Linked DNA regions of Homo sapiens: region 1 is linked to region 2. The links are chromatin loops, found by intact Hi-C in ENCODE. Cell type or tissue: mesothelial cell of epicardium. All regions are shown on one strand. Each heading gives the region's core, and the rest is flanking DNA. Links, peaks and the distances in the headings are about the cores only.

What was found. Peaks named below come from ENCODE experiments on the same cell type or tissue, not always from the same donor. Only the 100,000 strongest peaks of a DNase experiment are listed, where the experiment ranks them.
Region 1: it touches region 2 in a loop (26-fold over the local background); 3 of 110 quality-filtered maps call a loop at or near these places.

What each region holds. Positions count from the first base shown.
Region 1 is chr2:68,424,228-68,432,220 of GRCh38, forward strand. No RefSeq gene overlaps it. Among named protein-coding and RNA genes, the nearest start is that of FBXO48, 39 kb to the right of the region's middle. RefSeq lists an enhancer at 7-116. In mesothelial cell of epicardium, for the core only: no CTCF peak of the experiment used is centred there; no DNase peak of the experiment used is centred there.
Region 2 is chr2:68,202,892-68,209,115 of GRCh38, forward strand. All of the region lies in intron 2 of PPP3R1 (protein phosphatase 3 regulatory subunit B, alpha), which reads right to left. Among named protein-coding and RNA genes, the nearest start is that of PPP3R1-AS1, 46 kb to the right of the region's middle. RefSeq lists an enhancer at 2,677-3,177. In mesothelial cell of epicardium, for the core only: no CTCF peak of the experiment used is centred there; no DNase peak of the experiment used is centred there.

The DNA.
Region 1 (7,993 bases), core at 2,158-4,657, 220 kb after region 2:
GTGAAGGGAGAAGTTACACTACAGAGAAAATGGGGAACAATGGTGAAAAAAAGAAAGCAATGGTCATAGATTATTCATTTCAGAAGTTTGCTACAGTGAATTACCTAGTGGAGAACTGGCTTGTAGCTACCAGGAGTAATAGGTTAACTCATTAATTTACTTGTTCAAGAGGCCTGTATTTATTAGATCCCACTAGGTGCTTGTTCACTGCTAGGTGAGTAAGGCAGGCAAGATCACCACTGTTATGGAGTTTGCATTCTAGTGTGAGAGAGATAGTCTGTAAATGATGAAGACAATTGCAGATATTAAAAGTGCTATGATGAAAATGAAACATGGCACACAATGAGCACATTCCAGTCTATACAAAGAGAAAGTGCATAGATTGAGCACAGTATATCTGGTGCTTGATAAACTATGGGGAAAGTGGTAGAAGACATCAGAGAAGCAGAGAAGGAGTTTGTGTTTTACTCTAAGTGCAAGGGGATGCTATAAGTAGATTTTAAACAGAGAAGTAACTTGATTAGATTTACAACTTCTAAACTCGCTTAGGCTGCTTTGTGAAGAATGGACTGTATAGGGCAAGAGTTGAAGTTGGAAATATGACGGGAAGATGCTGAATAATTCATTCAAGGAATAAATGTGGTTTAGATCCAGTTGGTACACCGCAAATAGTGACAAGGGGTCAGCTTTGGACTATATTGTGGTGGTAGAAACATCAACAGGATGTGCAAAATGATGTTGAAGGGGTAGGGTCTAAGAAGAAAGCCAAATGAAGGATGACTCCTAGGTTTTTGGTCTGAGTGAAAGCTAGGACCATTTCCTGAGCTGGGAAGATGGGGGGAGGTGCAGGGGTGTGGCGTGGCAGGGTGAGAAGAATCAGGGGCTTCATTTTGCTTGTGTATGATGTGCCTGAGTCATCTAAGTAATGGTGGGGATCAGAGAAATGGGAAGAACCAGGTGAAAGGTGTTTCTCTTAGTGGAGAACTGAACATTTGTAGGTTGCAGATAGAGGACAGGAGTTTGCTAAAGATGGGAAGAGAAGAAGAAAATGAGGAAGGAGCATTTGGGAGGAGGTAGAGGAGGTGGAGGAGGTGAAGAAGGATTGAGCCAATGGCCCAGACAGTGGATTGACTGTGGAAAGCAGGGAGGACACATTGATGTGAACAAGGAAGTAGAGATGGATGTAGAAATAGAGTTCCATAGAGGTTGAGAGGAAGAAAGAGGACACAGCTTGTGTCAAATGGCCCCTGACATGGCTCTAAATTAAAATAAAAAATGAGGTCATATGTTGAGGGAGATTTGGGTGACAAGACTTGTTGGGAGCTTGAGAAGAGAGGAGATTTGGAACAGACATGTGGGGCCCCTCAGCTGAGAATTGAGAGCATTTATCTCTATGCAGTGCAGAGGTAGAAAAGCCCTTGACCATCAGAAGTCCTTAGTGATCTGAAGACAAGAATGAGGAAGTCAGTGGGAATGGCCTCGGTGCCAGGGGCCAGTGTGGAGTCTCTAGCAGCAGGTTAAGGGTGTGTCGGTAGATTAGGTTAAGGATATGTTTGGGATACCCTCCAGGGAGTGTGGGATACCCTCCAGAGTCTGGAGGAGCCAGGGGGCTTTAGCATACGGAGTGGGGTTGAGGGGTTGGACTTCTGGCATAGGCAAAATGCTGGGTATCCTTGCCGTAACACAGGGGTGTGAAAGTGCTGCTAAAAGCATCACCCACAGACCACCACCAGCAGCATCCCCTGGGAGTCTACTAGTAATGCAGGAGCTGAAACAAAGAGGGCATTTTAGCCAGATTCCTGGATGATGTCATATGTATATAGTTTAGGATATGCTGCTCTAAGGAATGAGGCTTTAAAAGGTTAAATGCTTTTTATTTCATCTGTTTTGAGGCAGTGTCTCACTTTGTCACCCAGGCTGGAGTGCAGTGGTGTGATCTTGGCTCACTGCAGCCTCCATGTCCCAGGCTCAACCGATCTTCCCACCTCAGCTTCCTGAGTAGCTGGGACTACAAGTGCGTACCATCACGCCCAGCTAATTTTTGTGTTTTTTGCAGAGACAGGGATTTTGCCATGTTGGCCAGGCTAGTCTCAAATTTCTGAGTTCAAGCTATCCTCCTGCCTCAGCCTCCCAAAGTGCTGGGATTATAGGCATGAGCCACTACACCCGGCCTTAAATGCTTTTTGAAGTAAAAAACTGACCAGAAGATCTTTCTTGTAGATTAATTTGATATATTTTACTTTTTAATATATCTTTATCTTTTTCTGATTTTAAAAAACCTTGCACACTTGTTTTAGAAGTAGAAACTAAGAACATGTATAAAAAAGAGACTAACGTTCAGTCCCATTCTTAGGGTCTGTTATGATACTAGAAGGAGCAGAATAATGGCTGTGGGTGTCTCCCAGAGGTCTCATCTCTTCCAGGGAGTTATCACTGAGAGGCAGTTTAATAGCAGAGCAGCTCCTTCCTGGTTAGGTGACCTTCAGCCAGTTACTTAACACAGCCTTCATTTTTTATCAGTAAAATGGGCATGTGAATAATAGTACATAGGGTTAATATAAGGATTACATTACATTCAATCCTTATGAAAATTTACATATTCAAAATCCTATGAGAAAATTTACATATTTCAATTATGTAAATACCTTAGGGCAGTTCCTGGTTCATAATGAAAGCTCAAAAAATGTTAAAATTGCATATTAGGACTGTACCAGGGTGAGAAATCACTAAGTTAAGCAAACTTTTAACACAGTGTAAGGATTGCTCCCGCTTGGAGGTCTTTGGGCCGCTTCAGGTATAGACTATTGTCTTCAGGGTCTCACCATTCACGACAGTTCGGGAGGAGAACCCTGGAGGACTGAGGAAACAAGATGCACCCCTCATCTGAAGTTGCTCATCAGGAAAGGAAGCTGAGGCCTAGGCAAAGGGTGACAAGATGTGGAGACTGTGATTTGAGATGAGAAGCAACAGAGTTAAAGCCGGGGTACTGGAATGGAATGCAGGGTTCTCCGAGGGGCGTCTCATACATTTTACTTGGTGTTATACCTTTTCTCTCTGTTACATAAGTTCACAGCACCAATATGATTGCTGTTGCAATAACACAGCTGCAAATAAAAACCATAAAAACCCAGAAAAAACATCTGAGCTTCCCCCAACTGTCCTTGAATAGGGGTTAACCAATTTGGAAATCCCCGCTTCTGGTTGCAGCATATCCGCAAGTTTAAATAAACATTGATGAAACACTATGTTAAGAGTTCAGCATAACCATGAGTAAGGTTATATAAAATGTTTAATAGGTCACGTGGCACCTGTAGGGTAGAAATTGTACATTATTTCTAATGCATTTAGTAACTAAGTCCTTTTTGAAAGTTCTTGTAACTACAGGCTCTGCTTGAACAATAGCAATACTATATCTATGTGTGAGAGAATAATAACATTCCCTGGTCTGGTCTTGTTTCTTTAATATCATCTGCCTTCCCTGGCAGATGTTTCCTAGAATTTAATAAGAAAACAACCGTTTACAGAATATGTAGTCTAGGTCAGGAACTCGGTTAAGTACTTTTCAAGAATTGTTTTATTTCACCCTCACCCTATCCCTTTGAGATAGTTCCTTTTGTTATCACCATTTTACAGATGATGACACTGAGGCTCAAAAAGGTGAAGTAAATTGGCCAGGGTGACACAACTAGGTAGGATAGCAGAGATGGGATTCAAACCCAGAGTTTGCACTTTTAATCAGTGCTGTTTTCTGTCCTTCCTACTCATACTCTTCCCAGGAGTATCATTCTAACCTATTGCTGCATTTAGCATGCACGGTACCAGGAATTCTCCAGCCTTCTGGGTTGCCCTTTGCTTTGGCATCCAAATAAAGTAACTCCAGTCTTGTACAACTTTCTGTGGGAAAGCTGATGACCTCACCAATTTTCCCCCAAATTCTCGAGAGTAGAGGAGAGAACTTATATTATTTTATCTGTTCTCATTCTAAATTCTTCCTCTTGTATTAGTTCTCATCACCTACCCGATGACATAAAGCAGTTACTGTAATTCTCTGCATACAGCCTCACCCTGCACTTGCACATAGCTCTTCTTCCGTTCTTCTAAACATCACTCCTCCAAAGGTATGAAGTGGTCAGCTGGTTTCTCTGGAAAGCAGCTGAGACAGAAGTAAGTGGAGGAGGTTTGATGAGAAGGGGAAGGAGTAATCCCATGAGAGATAAAAAAGGAAGGAAGCAGAATTTGGGCAGGAAAATCCTTCGGACTGCAATGCAAATCTGACACCAGGGTTGGCCTTGAAAGCAAAGGGCAGTCTTTCCTACAGACAGAATTTGAGTGGGACACCTGGTGATAATATGTGTATGGACTCATACACAGTGATGAATGGCCTGTGCAGTTGTTCAGGGGCCTTTAAGGAAAAAACTGTAAGTTCAGAGACAGGAAGTCTAGTTAACTTTTAAAACGAATTCTATGCTAAATTCCAGGGATATCCAATCTTTTGGCTTCCCTGGGCCATAATGGAAGATCAAGAATTGTCCTGGACCACACATAAAATACAAGAACACTAACAATAGCTGATGAGCTAAAAAAAAATCACAAAAAACTCTCAGTGTTCTAAGAAAGCTTATGAATTTGTGTTGGGTCACATTCAAAGCAATCCTGGGTCATATACAGCCCACAGGCCATGGGTCAGACAAGCTTGGTATACTCCTCTAGCTCTGGCTCAACTAAACTCAAAATTCCTTTCTTCTCGCAATAAAACCTGGCACTTGATAAGAAAAACATTGGCTTTCATAACTATTATCTCTAAAGTTGACATCAATTTTTTTGCAGCTGAGTTCTTCACTATTCTCTGAAGGGGCTAAGGGAGTAAGAAAGATTGCCAGGAATAAAAAGTACTTCTGACTTATTTTAAATCACTATCTTGCAGGAATTAATTATATGATTTTAATTATGTGAAGTTTAAATTCAGGCAATATTAATCAACATTTATAAAAGTCAGAATAGAGATTACTTTTGGAGGCTGTGGTATTGTGATACATTAAGAATATAAGAAACATATATTAGGTCTTCATCCCCATTTCCTGGCACATAGCTCCTAAACACTTGTAAAATCCTGGATGATAAAGGCAAGAGGAATGTCTTTTGTTATCTATATTAATTATTGTATATTATTTCATCATATGTGAGTTTGTTTTCATGAAGTGACTCTTGGAGGCTGGTGGTTATCAGAGGAATCACATGGTTGATTACAGGGTTGGAACTTTCAGCACTCCCTCCCTCCCCCAACCTCTGGAGAGGGGAGAAGGGCTGGAGATTGAGCTCAGTCACCAATGGCCCATGATTTAGTCCAGGGTTCCCCAACCCCCAGGCTGTGGACCAGTACCAGTCTATGGCCTGTTAGGAACTGGACTGCAAAGCAGGAGGCGAGCAGTGGGTGAGCAAGGATTCCCGCCTGAGCTCCGCCTCCTGTCAGATCAGCAGCAGCATTAGATTCTCGTAGGAGTGTGAATCCTATTGTGAACCGAGTATGCAAGGGATCTAGGTTGCGTCATCCTTATGAGAATTGAATGATAAATGTAATGTGCTTGAATCGTCCTGAAACCACACCCCCCATCTGTGGAAAAATTGTCTTCCATGAAACTGGTCCCTGGTGCCAAAAAGGTTGGGGACCACTAATTAGTCAATCATGCCTACCGAATAGAAACTCCATAAACCCCCTAACTGACAGGACTTGGAGGACTTCAGGTTGGTGGAAACACAGACCTGCTGGGAGGGTGCAGCATGTGGAGCAGGACGGAACCTCTCAGCTCCACCCTCATACTTTGTCCTGTGTATCTCTTCATCTGGCTGATCTTAAGTGGTATCCTTTAAAATAAACTGCTAATTGTAAGTAAAGCACTTTCTTGAGTCCTGTGAGCCATTCTAGCAAATTATCAAACCTAAAGAGAAGGTCATGGCAACCCCCAATGGATAGCTAGTTAGCCAGATGGACAGGTCACAGTTTGGGACTACTGACTGGTGTCTAAATTTGGTTTCAGCCTTGCGAGGCTGAGTCCTCAACCTATGGGGTCTGCACTAACTCTGGGTAGTTAGTGTCATGAGTAAATTGTAGTACACCCACTTGGTATCTGGAGAGTTGGAGAATTGCTTAATGTGAGGTAAACTCCACACATTTGGTGTGAGAAGTATTTTGAATGTATGAATTTTTCTTTCCTTTTAGGGGTGCAGTGTACAAATTGGGCAGTTGCAGGAGGGAATCATAGGCTGCTGCTGGGATGTGCTATGACTTGGTCTATGAATTAGCTACACTCAATTAATATGTGGAAGACAACTCTTCAAGCTGTACACTTAAGATGAGTGTACTTTTTGCATTTAATTGTATATTCTTTCTATAAAAATTATTGTATGAGTTTCCTATTGTTGTAACAAGTAACCACAAATTTAGAAGCTTAAAACAACACAAATTTATTATCTCACAGCTCTGGAGGTTATAAGTCTGAAATGGGTCTCGAGATGTTGGGAGGGCTGCATTCCTTGATGGAGGCTGTAATTTTCTAATTTTACTATTCACTTATCTTTCAACAGATGCTCAGTGATTGTCAGCCACTAAAAGCCTCTAATTACAACCTATCTGCACTTCTAATTCCACCCTATTCTCCCCATGCAGGTAGATGACTAGGTTAGGCTTTTATTTTCAAGAAGGCTAAAGAATAAGGTACATTCAGCTTGTTAAAGGCATATTCAACTTATTGATACTATCCTGTTGCCTATACATTTACAGACATTCATGTGACTATCATTATTATTAGAGAGAATGTTCTAATCATTCTCTCTCTATAAAGGTGTTTTCTCAGGGCCCACTGTATGGTTAGAAATTGGAAAAGACCTTCCAGTTTCCTTCACAGATGATTCTCCTCACATTCTCTCCATTTGCTTTTTTAATATATTTTTTGAGACAGGGTCTTACAATGTTACCCAGTCTGGAATTCAGTGGCGTGATCAAGTCTCACTGCAGCCTCAACCTTCTGGGTTCAAACAATTCTCTCATCTCAGCCTCCCAAATATCTGGAATTACAGGCCTCTCGATATATTGTCCAGGCTGGTCTTGAACTCCTGGGCTCAAGTGATTCTCCCATTTCGTCCTCCCAAAGTCTTGAGATTACAGGTGTGAGCCACTGTGCCTGGCCTTCATTCAAATTTGCCTGTGTATTTTTTTATTCTTGACAAATGAGTCAGCAAAGTTGCAAATGTCCCCTTATTTGACTTGGTTCAGTGTTTCAATGTCATTCCAAAACAAAGATGCCAGGGATGCTGTTCCAAAGTCTGTGGTCTCTATGTGTATGGAAGCACTAGTGAGGGCACGCTATTTCTCTTTCTACTCAATCCACACACTGGGATGATGGCTACAAATGCTCATTGTGTTACGGGATCCTTGTGGTGTCGCTTCGCCTGCTGGAAACCTCTGTGGCCAGTGGTGCCTTTGCCCAAGTTTTGTTCTGGCCTGCTGGGCTTGTTCCACCCAGTTGGCCCAGCAGGCTGCACTCAGCTCATGCTACTGGCCTGGATCCCATGCCTGCCAAGGGCAAGCCAGGCGTGGAGTAATGAAGGGTATGTGAGTGAGCGTGGGGTCTAGCCACCGCACATAGCTGGGCATGCCAGCTGCTGCTGTGGGGCAAGCAACTCCAGGTGCTGGTGTGGGTGCTGGCTCCCTGCAAGGCTGCATCTGGACTAGGTGCACCACAAGCAGCTTCCATAGCTGGCACTGGCAAATGCTCTGGGGCCTGGAAGCTTGCAGACTCCAGAAGCTGCAGGGCTCCAAAGAGGGAGTCACAGCCCTGGCTCAGGGAACACCCAGGCCTGGGATCCCCAAAGGGCCGCAGCTCTTCTCTCCCTCTTTTTGCCTGCAATGTGGCGAGCAGGGGCATGTTTCAGCCCTGTTTGTGTTACAGCTCTTTTAGCCCTGCCATTCAGTGGGTCCTGAGTTCTTGTCCTATGT
Region 2 (6,224 bases), core at 3,651-6,150:
TCCCAGGTTCACGCCATTCTCCTGCCTCAGCCTCCCGAGTAGCTGGGACTACAGGCACCCACCACCATACCCGGCTAATTTGAATCCAGGGATTATTAAAAACCGTCTGTAACACTAAAACAAGGTAACCCAAACTATTTAAGTTCATGTACTATACTTAAGAAAATCCTTTGTTCTTCTCGTCATTACTTAATTCTAATGCTTTACTGAGAGCAAGCAAAGCATAAGTAATTCTCAGTGACTAGGTGAATTAAATCAGAATTGAGATCACTAAATTACCAAGTAAATGATAAATGACAGCTGGTAAACTGTCTAAGAAACATTAACTGTATAATAAATTTATGAAGATGTTAATGTAAAGCAACAACTGCACAAGTCAATTTCAAAATTAACGGCATACAATGTTTTAACAATAAATGGCATTTTAGGGCCAGGCACAGTGGCTCACACCTGTAATCCCACCACTTTGGGAGGCCAAGGCGGGTGGATCACCTGAGGTCAGGAGTTCAACACCAGCCTGACCAACATGGTGAAACCTTGTCTCTAATACAAATACAAAATTAACCAGGTGTGGTGGCACATGCTTGTAATCCCAGCTACTCGGGAGGCTGAGGCAGGTGAATAGCTTGAACCCAGGAGGCAGAGGTTGCAGTGTGCCGAGATCGCGCCATTGCACTCCAGCCTGGGCAACAAGAAAGAAACTCTGTCTCAAAAAAAAAAAAATGCTGAAATGAAAGAGGAAATCAAATTAACTACAGATAACCTTTTTCTCTGAAAACACTGTTTTCAAAACAGCAAACCTCCCTGAGACGAATGTGATTAAGAGCAGACATTAACAGCAAAGTTATTATCCTTAAACTTTCACATCACCTGTAAATACTCAAACCAGAAACAAAACTGCCTGAATGTGAAACTGTTTACTAAAAACAGAAACAGCGTTCTAACGGCTAGAAGGGTTTCTACTGGCAGTTCATTATGCAAAAGGAGAGGTTCCTTCAGAGTCTGCCAAGCTCTTCTTAGGGGACCTTCTAACAAAAGAGAGATGAGACATCTTTTTAGATAAAAGATTTAATCTTTCACCTACATTTAGTCTACAAAACAGCCCTTGTGTTTACTAATTTTATCTAAACCACTCAGAATTACACTGGCTTTATCAAAAATTAGCTGAATCTGATTTTCCACTCTTACTTTCAATTGTGCCCCAATCTAGTCTTCTGCTTAAATTATCTAAGGTAGTATCTTGCACTCAGTCACTTTTCCAAAGTTATCATGCCAAGTTAGAACTAAGGCTTCCACTTTGAGCAAATCACCTCAACAGAGTATACATTTCCTAGTCCAGAGAGGTTAGCCAACAGACAGAAATAAAGTCACAACGGCCTAGAATAAATTCAATAAAAATCCAACACTGAATTGAATGACATATACATATATATACACACACACACTATATATATATATTCTGATATATATATATCAGAATACCTATGTCTTAGACAAATCTAGTCTTGCCTAGAATTATTCATGTAGACAATTATAACATTAATTTTGTAAGATTTACTGAAGACAGACTATATAATACTATGATTAAAAATATTGACTATGAAACATGATGGCCTAAGATCAAATCATGGCTTTGTTACTTCACCTGCTGTGTGACTTAAGCCAGTTATTTAAAGTCTCTTTGCTTCTATTTCCTCATCTGTACAATGGGGAAAGTAATTGTGCCCCTCTCCTGAGGCTAATATGAGAATTAAAAGAATTAATGTATGTAAAACGCTTAGAATAATTCCTGGGACATGGTAAGCACCATACCATTATGGATTGTTATTATTTATGAAAACAAATGGGGTGACTAGTAACTACCAGGTTTTCCCAAAGGTATACAGCCTTTAAAATTATCCAACGAGTTGTCTATGTAATCCAGCTCTGAGCTCTTGCTAGCTAATTCAGTCAACCAATTATTTACTCAGCATCTGCTTTATGCCAGGCATTATGCTTCCACTGTCAAAGTCCCAATTCTTTTACTGGTGAAAATTAGTTTGAACAGCCACTTATTATTAAAGTTTACAGTCTGCATGCCATTCTGAATTGTAATTAAATAATTATTTCTTATTGATTTTATTCTTGGTTACTTCCTTCTCCCCTTTTCCATTTATTTAAAAAGCCCCAACTTTTCAATAATAGAAAATTTCAAACACACACAAAGTTTGAAAAAAGAGTATAATGAATTCTATATGCTCATCATCCAGTTTCAACCATTAAACATAAGAAAAATGTTATCTATATCCCACCCCAGTTATTTCAGAGCAAATCCCAGACATATCATTTCCTTGTAAGTAATCAGTATTATCTTTTTTTTTTTTTTTTTTTGAAACGGCGTTTCACTCGTTGCCCAGGCTGCAGTGCAATGGCGCAATCTCAGCTCACTGCCACCTCTGCCTCCCGGGTTCAAGCAATTCTCCTGCCTCAGCCTCCCAAGTAGCTGGGTTTACAGGCATGCACCACCATGCCCTGCTAACTTTTTACATTTTTAGTAGAGATGGGGTTTCACCATGTCAGTCAGGCTGGTCTCGAACTCAGGTGATCCACCCACCTCGGCCTCCCAAAGTGCTGGGATTACAGGGGTGAGCCACTGCACCTAGCCTAAACAGTATTATCTCTAAAAGATAAAAACTCTTTAACACATCATAACATTATCACACCTAAAAATTAATTATTTGGTATCAAATAATCAGTGTTCAAATTTCCCCAAAGGTCACAAGTGATTTTGTAGATTTTTTAAATCAATCCAGATGTGGCAATTAGACAATGTGTTGATAAAATGAAGATGACCTTGATAGCAGTGTCCGTGGAGTTATAGCAGCCGAAAGCCAGATTGCAGTAGACCAAGAAATTAGCAGAAATAAGGAAATAAAGGTGATTGTGTAGGCTCTTCTTTTTTTTTTGAGAGGGGGTTTCGCTCTTGTTGCCCAGGCTGGAGTGCAATGGCGCGATCTCGGCTCACAGCAACCTCCACCTCCTGGGTTCAAGCCATTCTCCTGCCTCAGCCACCTGAGTAGCTGGGATTTAGGGATGCGCCACCACACTCGGCTAATTTTGTATTTTTAGTAGAGACGGGGTTTCTCCATGTTGGTCAGGCTGGTCTTGAACTCCGGACCTCAGGTGATCCGCCCGCCTCGGCCTCCCAAAGTGCTGGGATTACAGGCGTGAGCCACCGCGCCCGGCGGCTCTTAAAAGGTTCAAATACGTGAAAGAACAGAGAGAAACTTCCAGGTACATGCAGGATCAAAATCAAAGAGAAGTCGACTGTGTTATAAACTGAAGAGAGGAAGAAGCTGAAGACATATGGGAAAATAAAGAGAAACTTAACAAAGTAAGATCCTAGAGATGAGATAGCACAAGATCAAAAGCACAGGGGAAGGGCTAACCATGAAAAAGGGAGGCCTGATACTGAAGGAAAGGAGGTTAAGATTAAATGTGAGATCAGACAAGTTTCTCTTGTGGCAGGCAGAGGTGAGGGGGGAGGCCAACACTTAAATCATCCCCAAGTTTTCTCAGTCCCTAGTTTTCTCAAGCATTAGGAGCAAAATCATTTATTAAAACCAGGTAATGCAGGCAAGTTTGGGTAGAATGCTGATGATGTCGGTAACATATAAGGAGACTGAGAGAAATAACTACACAGGTCAAAGAATTAATCCACATTCTAATCCTACACAGCTTTCAAATGTCACCCCTTCCAGGAGGCTTTTCTTAATTTCCTTAACCAAAGGTCATTTTTCCTCCTTGGAACCTGTGTTTTTATTTCTCGTAATAGTTTACCCATACTGTAATAATCTATGTATTTCCCTTTTTCCCAGTGGCTAATCCATAAGTACTTGGTAGGTGCTTACTTATCTGTGTGGCACAGGAAAGAATACAGTATGTTACAGCATATAATTTAGAGTCCTGTTAAACTTTTTTAAAAAGTAGCACAACTACACTGAAAGAAGAAAAGCTGAGAGGACACTGTGGCTGGGGCAATTAAATAAGGACAAACAGAGAACACTGGCTTGAGCTAGGTATGGAAGGGATGAGAAGGCATGACAGGAATTAACCTAAATAGGGAAGTATAAATAGTGAAGTGTGTCAAGGACTGATTTCAACAATCTTATAATATGAAAGCACTATTCACAGATAAAACTAAGCTCTTCCAATAGTAAAGAGGTTTTGGGAAAAAAAAAAGCAAAAAAAAAAAATTACTACAATGTGTGGGTGAACAAAAAAAGTGGCAGTTTTAATGTGGAGAAGGTCATTTTTGGGAAATTGATCCAAATAGTCAGGAAAATATGATAAAAAAAAAAAAAAAGCATGTAAGATTCTAGTGAACCAAGCAGGAAAAAAGAACTACATAACAGACAAAATAATTTAGATAGATTCACAGCTGGCTGAACAATGACAAGTATAGATCTTTAGTGACAAGGCTCAACAGTTTAATCAAAGTATTGATTAAAGTGATAAGAAAGAAGACTTACTACTAAGTTCTGAGGATTAACTGAAAAGGACAGCTTTAACAGTGTATGAAATCTTATTTCAAATGCTTACCACACAAATAAAAAACCATGACTTTTGCCATCCCAGATGTACGTAAGGAACATCTATCTGCCTTTTGCCCTAGGACATTTTTCTCTGGCCCTCAGTCCCAGATTTAAAGAATGAGCAGCAGAAAAGAATCTGTGAACTATGGTTCCCTCAAGACTTCTGTTCTTTGACTGAGAAATAAAAAATTAATGTCCTAGTACCTCATCCCCATTGGAGTTTATGCTAGCCACAATCAATCCCAACTCTAATGCAGCCTAAAGCCTAATTACAGACCTCTGCACCTCTTTCTTTCCACTATCAAGTGGAGGAATAATTCACGTCACATGCTCAAACTAAATGGTAAACAGAAGCTCAATTTTGAGTGGAACTCTTTCAATTCTAGAGAAACTATAAAACAGACTCATTGCAGGGCGCAGTGGCTCACGCCTGCAATGCCAGCACTTTAGGAGGCCGAGGCAGGCGGCTCGCCTGGGATCAGGAGTTCGAGACAAGCCTTGCCAACATGGTGAAACCTCATCTCTACTAAAAATACAAAAATTAGCCAGGCGTGGTGGTGGGTGCCTGTAATCCCAGCTACTTGGGAGGCTGAGAGAGAACTGCTTAAACCCAGGAGGTGGAGGTTGCAGTGAGCCGAGACCACGCCATTGCACTCCAGCCTGGGCAACAAGAGCAAAACTGCTGTCTCAAAAAACGCCCGACTCACTGACTTTACCAGAGACAAGTATTATAGATCTACATAACACCCAAAGCACCAGTCTGTAACTTCTGTGTAGACCATATTCTGTAGATAAGTTAACTGTGCAGTAATGACTCAAATAATAGTTCTCAACTCCAGAAGCCCACTATAGTCTACAAGAGGGTTCAGTAAGCTTTTTTCTAAAAGGCCAGGTGGTAAATATTTTAGGCTTTGTTGACCATACGGTCTCTGTTGCAATTACTCAACTCTGCCACTGCAGCACAGAAAACAGAAAAATGGGCATGGCTATGTTCCAATGGCTATGTTTTATTAATAAAAACTGCTGGCAAGCAGCAGTTTACCAATATTCCTGGTCTAGAGGCTAGTAATTAGGTCTAGTTTTGGTCAATTCTAACACTATTCTAGATGTAACATTTTATTTCATGTTTTAAAATAGAAACATACATGCCCTCATATGATCCTAATTATATTAAAAATTCATAAAAAGGTTGGGTACAGTGGCTCATGCCTGTAATCCCAGCACTCTGGGAGGCCAAGGAAGGTGGACTGTTTGAGGCCAGGAGTTCGAGACCAGCCTGATCAACATGTTTCTACTAAAAATACAAAATTAGCCAGGTGTGGTGGCGCTCACCTGTAATCCCAGCTTCTTGGGAGACTGAGACACAAGAATTGCTTGAACCTGGGAGGTGGAGGCTGCAGTGAGCCGAGATCATACCACTGCTCTCCAGCCTGGGTGACAAAGCAAGACTCTAAAAAAAAAATTTTTTTTTTTAATTTAAAAAAAATCATTAAAAAAAGTCTGGGAGGAAACAGCAAAATAAAATGTAAATAGTGATTGGGATGGAAAGATTATGGATAACTGGTCATAGGTATCACCATTTTTTTTTAAGTTTAAAAAACTGTGGAAGTTGGCCGGGCGCGGTGGCTCACACCTGTAATCCCAGCACTT